Regions from separate parts of the Mus musculus genome. Here regions 1 and 2 are each linked to region 3. The links are chromatin loops, found by intact Hi-C in ENCODE. Cell type or tissue: heart. All regions are shown on one strand.

What was found. Peaks named below come from ENCODE experiments on the same cell type or tissue, not always from the same donor. Only the 100,000 strongest peaks of a DNase experiment are listed, where the experiment ranks them.
Region 1: a loop joins it to region 3, with 5 times the contacts of the local background. A loop is called at or near these places in 3 of 42 quality-filtered maps.
Region 2: a loop joins it to region 3, with 4 times the contacts of the local background. A loop is called at or near these places in 4 of 42 quality-filtered maps.

The regions. Positions count from the first base shown.
Region 1 is chr10:67,534,269-67,536,768 of GRCm38, reverse strand. It overlaps Egr2 (early growth response 2), which reads right to left and starts at 1,270. Exons shown (of 4, transcript NM_001373983.1): 1 at 1,239-1,270; 2 at 1,031-1,136. The coding sequence starts at 1,129. Gm32255 (a long non-coding RNA gene) reads left to right here and starts at 589. Exons shown (of 4, transcript XR_380523.3): 1 at 589-1,515. In heart, a CTCF peak has its summit at 1,364; DNase peaks (open chromatin) are centred at 588 and 1,298; H3K4me3 peaks cover 1,748 bases; H3K27ac peaks cover 1,208 bases; H3K27me3 peaks cover 1,889 bases.
Region 2 is chr10:68,088,426-68,090,925 of GRCm38, reverse strand. No RefSeq gene overlaps it. Among named protein-coding and RNA genes, the nearest start is that of Gm51770, 61 kb to the left of the region's middle. In heart, CTCF peaks have their summits at 561, 899 and 1,100 (motif pointing right); a DNase peak (open chromatin) is centred at 595.
Region 3 is chr10:68,274,024-68,276,523 of GRCm38, reverse strand. The region is part of intron 2 of Arid5b (AT rich interactive domain 5B (MRF1-like)); the gene reads left to right. Among named protein-coding and RNA genes, the nearest start is that of Arid5b, 3.5 kb to the left of the region's middle. In heart, CTCF peaks have their summits at 1,099 and 1,467; a DNase peak (open chromatin) is centred at 1,033; H3K4me3 peaks cover 1,261 bases; H3K27ac peaks cover 1,034 bases.

The sequences.
Region 1 (2,500 bases), 740 kb after region 3:
CCTCCCTCTTGACAGCGCGCGTGTGTGCGCCTGCCTGCCTGGCGACAGTCAGGATATCCTAGGAAGACACTGCCTTCATCTTCACAACTCACCAACCCCCCGCACCCCCCCCACGGGGAGGGGTGCATCCTACCACCCGCGCCTAAGGTCTACCCCAGGAATAGCCCCCCCCCCACGCCCTTGCTTAGAGCTTCCTCTGCGCTGAGTGACAACAAATGGCACAGTTTCTGGTAGCCATGGCCCCCACACGTGTTTTCCCCGGCAAATAAATAAGTCAATAAATAAACAAGCCCTTCCAGGAGAAAGCTTCCTGCTAAATGACCAAAAACTTTTAAGAGAGCTAAAACTGCTGGCCCTCCGGACACTCGGTTCCCACCTTCCCCACGCGCCCAGCCCTCTTCCGATGCGCTCTGGCTACTGCAGGGTACCCAAGCCCGAGGCTCCGGGATCTACGTAGCCTGGGATAGCAGACGCAAGCTGGGAAACTGCCCTGCCCTTCTCAGCTTCAAAGTCCCGCAGAAAAGGGATTCAGACCGGGCTAGGCTGTTCTCTTTCTTGACCCACGCTACCCGGAGCAGCGAGGATCCCCAGCGGGCAGGAGCCACGGCGCCACGCCGTGGAGGGAGCGCGGCGCTGCAGGCGCTCTCCCGCCCATCACCTGCGATGCCCGCGGCCGCAGCGCGCCGGCTCCTGCCCTATTGGAGTACGGTGGTCAGGGGAGCCCCAGTGCCACCAGGAGCCGGCTTGTCGCCGCTCTCTGAGCAGCGCTGTTCTCCTCGTGCCAACCGTGAAAGTTGTTCTCCCGGGAATGGTCCTCGCCATTACTTCAAACGCCCAAAAGCATTATCTGGGAAAGTTTCTCGATCGTGCTCTGCGCGCGATCTCCTTTCCAATTGGGGATCAAATTCAAAGGGGACAGGAGAGAACGCTCAGCGAAACCTCTGTGGGTATCCCACCCTCTTAAAAACCCTGCAAAGCCCTGTTTCGAAGGGAGAGGGGGGAGAAAAGGAAGAAATAGTGGTGCTCTTACCACGTGCGCCAGCCCGCTCCGCCTGCGCTCCGGCCAGTCCCGCGGCCCCCGCGCTGACCACAGGCAAGACGACGCCTCGGTGGGGAGCCCGACTCTCATCTCCAGCCTGGGTAGGGAAGAAATGGGGGGTCGGGTTATGCAAATAGAGGTCCCGGCGGTGGGACTCAGGTTACGGGTCCCCCACCAGCCCCAGAGGTGAAGCACCCACCCGCGCGGGAGGCGCGGGCCCTGGCGACTGCTGGCGCTTCGCTGCCGTCGGTGCACGTGGGCGGGAGGATTGCAGCAGCCGCCCCTCTCCCCCGCGCTGTCGCCAACCCCGCAGGCTGCCGCCTCGCGCCGCCCCGAGGGGGAGCTCCCGGGCGGCGGAGAGAATGGGGAGCAGGGAAGCCAGCCCAGGGCAAGACGCCCGATGATGGTAGAACTGACTGGAGCGCGGGAAGCTGGCGGATTGCCGCTACCAACCTTCGCAGAGGAGGACAGTGGGGGTAAGAGAAGTGGTTCCATACCATCAAGGAGTCTAGAAAGGGGGAGAGGGGTGGGGGGGAACCCTGTGGAAGCTGAGCCTTCCAAGAACTCTCTCACCTACCCTTAAGAGCTTCGCTGGACCCAGCTATGGCTAAACATGGGGGAGGGGAGGCAGGTGCTAATAGAGGCTAGCTGCCCCGAGGCAGGCCAGGCTCTGAAGGATGCCCGGGGCCAGTCCCTCTCTCAGCCTTTCCAGAACATCGGAGGAGAACCAGTCTTTGATAGCCTTACTTACCCCCCCATACCCCACTTTCTTCCTCCCCCCTTTAAAAAAAAAGTACAAACCTTTAAATGTAGTCAGCGTAGATAATGGAACAAAATCAAGAGCACATATTTCAAGCCAGCCCCAGCGAGCTTAGACAGATAAGTTCAGGAAAGCTAAAAGAACTTGCCTAAAGTCTCGCAGCTGGTGATTGGTGGTCCAGTTCAAATCTGCTGCCCGGTCTTCAGGATCCAAGTCCCTTGCCCTGGTCACTATGCGGGGTGCTCAGAAAGCCTGGCTCACCCCATTAGGGAAGAACACGCCGACTTCATCAATTTCATCTTGCTTTGGCATTTCAGAGGAAAGTGAAGCTGAGGTGGTAGTAGAGGGTGGCTACAAGGCAAGAGAGAGGGGGCTGTTACAGACAGACCCCTTCAGGGAGAGGGAGAATTCCAATGTAGCGACTCTGCAGACCTGTTCCAGGGAAGGAATGACCAAGCATATTAATGCTGCTGTCTTAAGAGAACCCAACCCCATGGTATCCTTCCTGGAGGCAAGGAGGGGTAAGAGGAAGGCAGGGGGTGTGATTCTGTTCTACGGAGAGGAAGAACCCTGAGATGTGGGAGTGGAATACCAAGGTGAGACCAGGATTCCCTACTTTGGAGCATTTGAACTGTTAGTGTTTAGATAAAAATGCAACAAACAAATGACGAGAGAGAGAGAGAGAGAGAGAGAGAGAGAGA
Region 2 (2,500 bases), 190 kb after region 3:
CTCTGTAGATGAGATTCAAGCACAACAGGAAACTTCATGATTTTTTTTTTTTTAAATCAGGTTTGCTTGGTAAATGTTGTCAGAACGGGACAATACCTTTGGTAAAGATTCACTTGGGGCACAAAAGCAATGAAAATACCTAATGATACATTCCAGGAAAACGGCCAAAGAGAACAAATGTTTTACAGCTGATAGCGATCAGGGTCTGAGTGGTTATTTACAGTAAGCCTAAGTGGAGAGGAAGAGCTGGAAATGACCAGTGGTCAGGAGTGGGGTAAGAGAAGAGAGAGCCATAAGGTTGATCTACAAAAATATAAATAAATAAATAAATAAATAAATAAATAAATAGATAGATAGATAGATAGATAGATAGATAGATAGATAGATAGATAGATAGATAGATAAATGAATTGCATTAATTTGTGCTACATGGATTCAGAATTCCTGAATTCAAGGACCTCTGGGCAAGTTACCAGAATTAACATTGTGAAGCATCTGTTGAAATAGCAGACTATTTTTAATCATGTTTTTCCAGGGCCACAGGCATCCAGCCAGCTGCCTCGTGTATAGGTCAGAACCACAGGCATTCAGCCAGCCACCTCGTGGTCACTCAGGTCTCTTCTCAGAATCCCCACTGCATTCATTGTTACTGACTCGCTGTGGGATCCAACTGTCCAGTATAACTTCCCGGGGGTGGGGTGGTAGAAATGTTTATGGAAGTCTTTTCCAATATCATGTCTCACGGCCAGTGTGGTGACTGAGCCCCTAAAATGTGCCCACTGTGACAAGGGAACTGAGTGCTGAATTCTGTCCGTTACATTTGAGGAGCCACATGTAGCGGGATATCAAACGGGACAATGAAGATCTAGAAAAGCCAGATGGCCAATCTGTCTTTGGCTACACTAACTGCAGATATTCCGTGTCTCCCCAACACAGTAAAGCAATGACACTGTGCCTCTCCTTCCCCATCCCCCCCAAAAAAGAAAGAAGAAATTAATTCATGAATGGTGATGCTCTATTTCATTGTGGATTTACACACTGCAGGAGTTAAATTCTCACTTAAGGAGTAAGTCAGTCACTGAACAAGCAACCACTAGGAGGTGCTCACGGGTATGGCCTCTGGCTCCAGCCCGACTTTTTTGGTTAAATCTAATGATGGGAAGAATAAACTCAGTTTTCAGAAAGTCTGTAACGTGCTAGATACAGCCACATTCAAGTCACCCTACTTCATTCTATGGCAGCTTATCATTCACTGTAGAGCCGAGAGAACCGCCAACATGAGATAGATTGCCCGGTAGCAAGGCCCTCGGGGTGGGGCACAGCATCTTGTATAGTTAAGTCTACTGACAACCATGTTTTGGTGTTTTTTTCAAGCCTGGGCCTGTCACTTCACTGATGCAGTGACGACTGGAGTAATTAATGATCTGACCATGCACACTACCCGCACTGCTTAAAACGTTGCTTTGGTTTGGTTTGGTTTTGGATTGGGGGAGGGGCAGAGGTCTCCATTCATCATTAGCCCTCATAGAAATCCACGACATAAGTACGATACTTATTTCCACAAAAATGAAAAGTAAACAAATGGTAAACATGACATGTATCTGTACTTGACAACTGTGAAAAAACAAGGCATTATTGAGATCTTGCTAACCTGTCAGGATGAGACATGCGGCCCTGTCGTGGTGGCTAAGCCTTCATCCGGTCATTTTGTCTAGACTCTTCTCCATCATCCCCCTCTTCAGCCCTAAAATTCCCCAAACTGAATCCTCCCAAAACCTCCAGGTCTCAGCCTTTTAAGGCAATTTGAGAATTAATGAGACAAAAAAGAGGAAAAACAATACAAGGAGAGGTTCTCAATAAATAGTGTTAGCAAAGAAAACAGAGCCAACGGATGGTTTAATTTATTAGAATCAAGCTTAGAGAACTGGGATTTTTAAAACATATTTTTTTTCCTAAGGTGGGGAAAAAAACTAACAAAATGTTCTGAAGCCCATAGAATTAAAGATTTGCTTGGCACGCAAATATTTCCTGTCCAAAAAGCACCAGGTTTGTATAGTTTTAGAACCGTTTCAAAGAACTGAAGACTAGGAATGGGTAAAGCGTTCTTTATGAGTTCTCTGTCATCTTATTGCCAAGATGCAGAAAGCTTAGTAAGATCCCGGCTACAAAGGCAGATGTTTTCACAGGTATATACATTCAGACAGATGCACTCATGTTTACATAAATAGATGAAATTATATACACAAATTATTTATTCAAACTATATTAAAATAATATTAAACCGTGCCCAAGAAAAGCTTATTCCAGACATATCAGGATAGTAGGAACTAAATTTTTTACTAACAAAATAATATACAGAATAAAATCCCATCTGGAATAAAATTAGGTTGAGCCCATATGTCAAGCAATGGACAGATGAACTCTTAGTGGAATTTCTGGCTGAAAAGATTTTAAAGAAAACACTAGGATAAATTCCTAACTCTCCTAGGGGAAAAGGCAC
Region 3 (2,500 bases):
GCCCTCCTCCCGGCACACACCCCTCCCCCGCCCTCCCCGAAAAGCCTAGGGTGTAAGCATTCGGCTTTCCGGGCTCCGCCTGCAGCCTGACTAAGGTGGTGTGTGGATGCAGAGTGGGACCCCTGCAGCCCACCAACAGGTTGAGCGCCTTCCTCCCCACCCCCCTGGGCTCAAGCCCCTCCCCCGACCCAACTTTGCTGCGCAGCTGTCTTCCTTCTCTCCCTCCCCCTTCCTGATTTCTTATTATTTGCTTTTCAAATTTATTACTTCAACATGGCCTGTGATCTGGAGAAGGGAAGGATTAAATATCCAGAAAAGAGCTGGTGCCTAACAGACTTCGGACTAAACCCAGGAGGAAATCATTCAGTGTTTTATGGGATATTTGTGGTCACTCTTTTTTTTTTTAATTGAAATTGGAATATTTGTTTAAAAGACCCCGAGTTGACCCCACTAGGTCCTCTTTAATTTCTGTTGATGTAACTAAACGGCAAATTCTGATTTAAGAATAAAATCCACAGACGATCCCATCTGTCTGTCAGAACTGTTGACAATGAATAGATACGTTTTTTAAACACACGATCTCTTTTTAATTGTTCCTTATGGGGAGTTGTAATGATCTAGGCATTTCGTATCTACTGTATGAGCCATACCTCAGAAAATTAATCTTGCCATTTAAAAGTAAACTCTAGGGGGTTTGTGGAGAGAGGGCGGCTCTATTTATAATCCTCAGCTGCTTATACATAGTCTAATATTATGCATGATTTGTTTTTTAATGTTAACACGGCTGGTAATTAGCTGTATGATTATACTTGTATATTTCATTAGGACTTCGGCTGATGTCATTGTGAGTTATTCAGCCATATTAAAACAATTTTCAATTGAGATAATGACACGCCTCAAAATTATGCAAATGGAAGCTGCATTGTGCAAAATAATTATGACAAATGGAAAGCAGGTAGAAAGTTTCCCGGTGCAGGATCGGTTTTCCACCCGGGTGATGTCATTTCCCCCCTGGCCTAAGTCAGACGTTAGCAGAACAGCAGCAGCCAGGCTCCTGGGGAGGAGAGTCACAGACCAGCATTTACTGCAGGCGCCTTGAGGGGGCAACAGGGCCTCTCATTAAGAAATTTGCTTTGTTTTCGCCTACTCGATTAACTTGTTTATATACATTGAAATGGTTTTTATTATTGATTTTAAATAGTTTTGAGGGATGCCTTTGCCGTTGCTAAATGCAGGGGAATGTTTTCTTGGTGTTCAAGAACATTTCATCAGCCAGCAGAGTTTATTTTAAGTAACCAAATGGAGGTTAATAATTTCCTGATTGAGCTGACATCGGCACCTATCTGGGAAGGACGACCAGGATTCTGGGTACTCTCTATTGAAAAGAGACGTTCTGCCTTTTTCTGATTTCTTGAAATGGGAAGACGTCAGTTCTAAAAGCAGGAACATGATCATTGTGCGAGTTTAGAAATAGCGTCCCTGTGTGGTTCGCTGTGATTTGCAGCAGATTTTTTTTTTTTAATTCCACATGGATCTTTGCAGTCAATGCAGGAGACTGGGTGGTACAGGATTGTGCCTACCCATTTTATAGATGGGGACAAGAACATGCCAAAGTCATGTTGCCTGTCAAGTGTGGCCAGTGTCACCCAGTCCTTCCTAAACTTTCAGCTTGCCTCCTTCAGTAAAAATCTATTACTGAAATATGAAAACACATCATAGTAGATTCTAGAAGCATGCACCATTAAAGGCAGTCCCTTGATCATTTTCAAACGAGGCTACTCAATCAACTCCCAAAGGAGATATTCAGGGTTAGAAGATTTTATTCTATGTAGTTCAAATAATCCTAACTGAAGCTATAGAGCAAAAATATTTTCATAGTTATTAATAATTAGCTATCGATTGGTTTCCAGGGTGATGGTGACATCAGACATTGCCAGTGCTGGTAACCTGAAGTGAGGAAAGGCACTTGCAAAAGAGGTACACTGGAGGCTGAGGTGGCTCAGTGGATGAAGCATCTACTGGGCAAGCATAAGGAACAGAGTTCAAATCCTCAGAGCCTCATAAACTGGAAGCAGGAACCCTAGCTTGAGATAGTACGCAGCAGTGAACAGCACCTTAGACAAGGTAGATGTTAAGAACTAACCCTTGAGGTTGTCTCTTGGTTTCCACAAGCATGCTGTGGTGCACTAGTATGCCATACATCCAAATGCACCTCTCTCTCTCTCTCTCTCTCTCTCTCTCTCTCTCTCTCTCTCTCTCTCTCTCTCTCTCTTTCTCTCTCCCTCTCACACTCACACTCACACACATGGGGGGGGGGGAGAAAGAGAGAAAGTGAGAAAGAGAGAGAGAAGAGGCACATTTTTATTCTACAACTTAGCCTCAGTTTGACCTTAGATAACTATAAGAATCTGAGCCTCAGTTTCTTCTCCCAGAAAATGGGAATAATACTAAGAACTGAAAAATTTGGGGGAAAATCAAGACACATTATAATAGGGGAAAG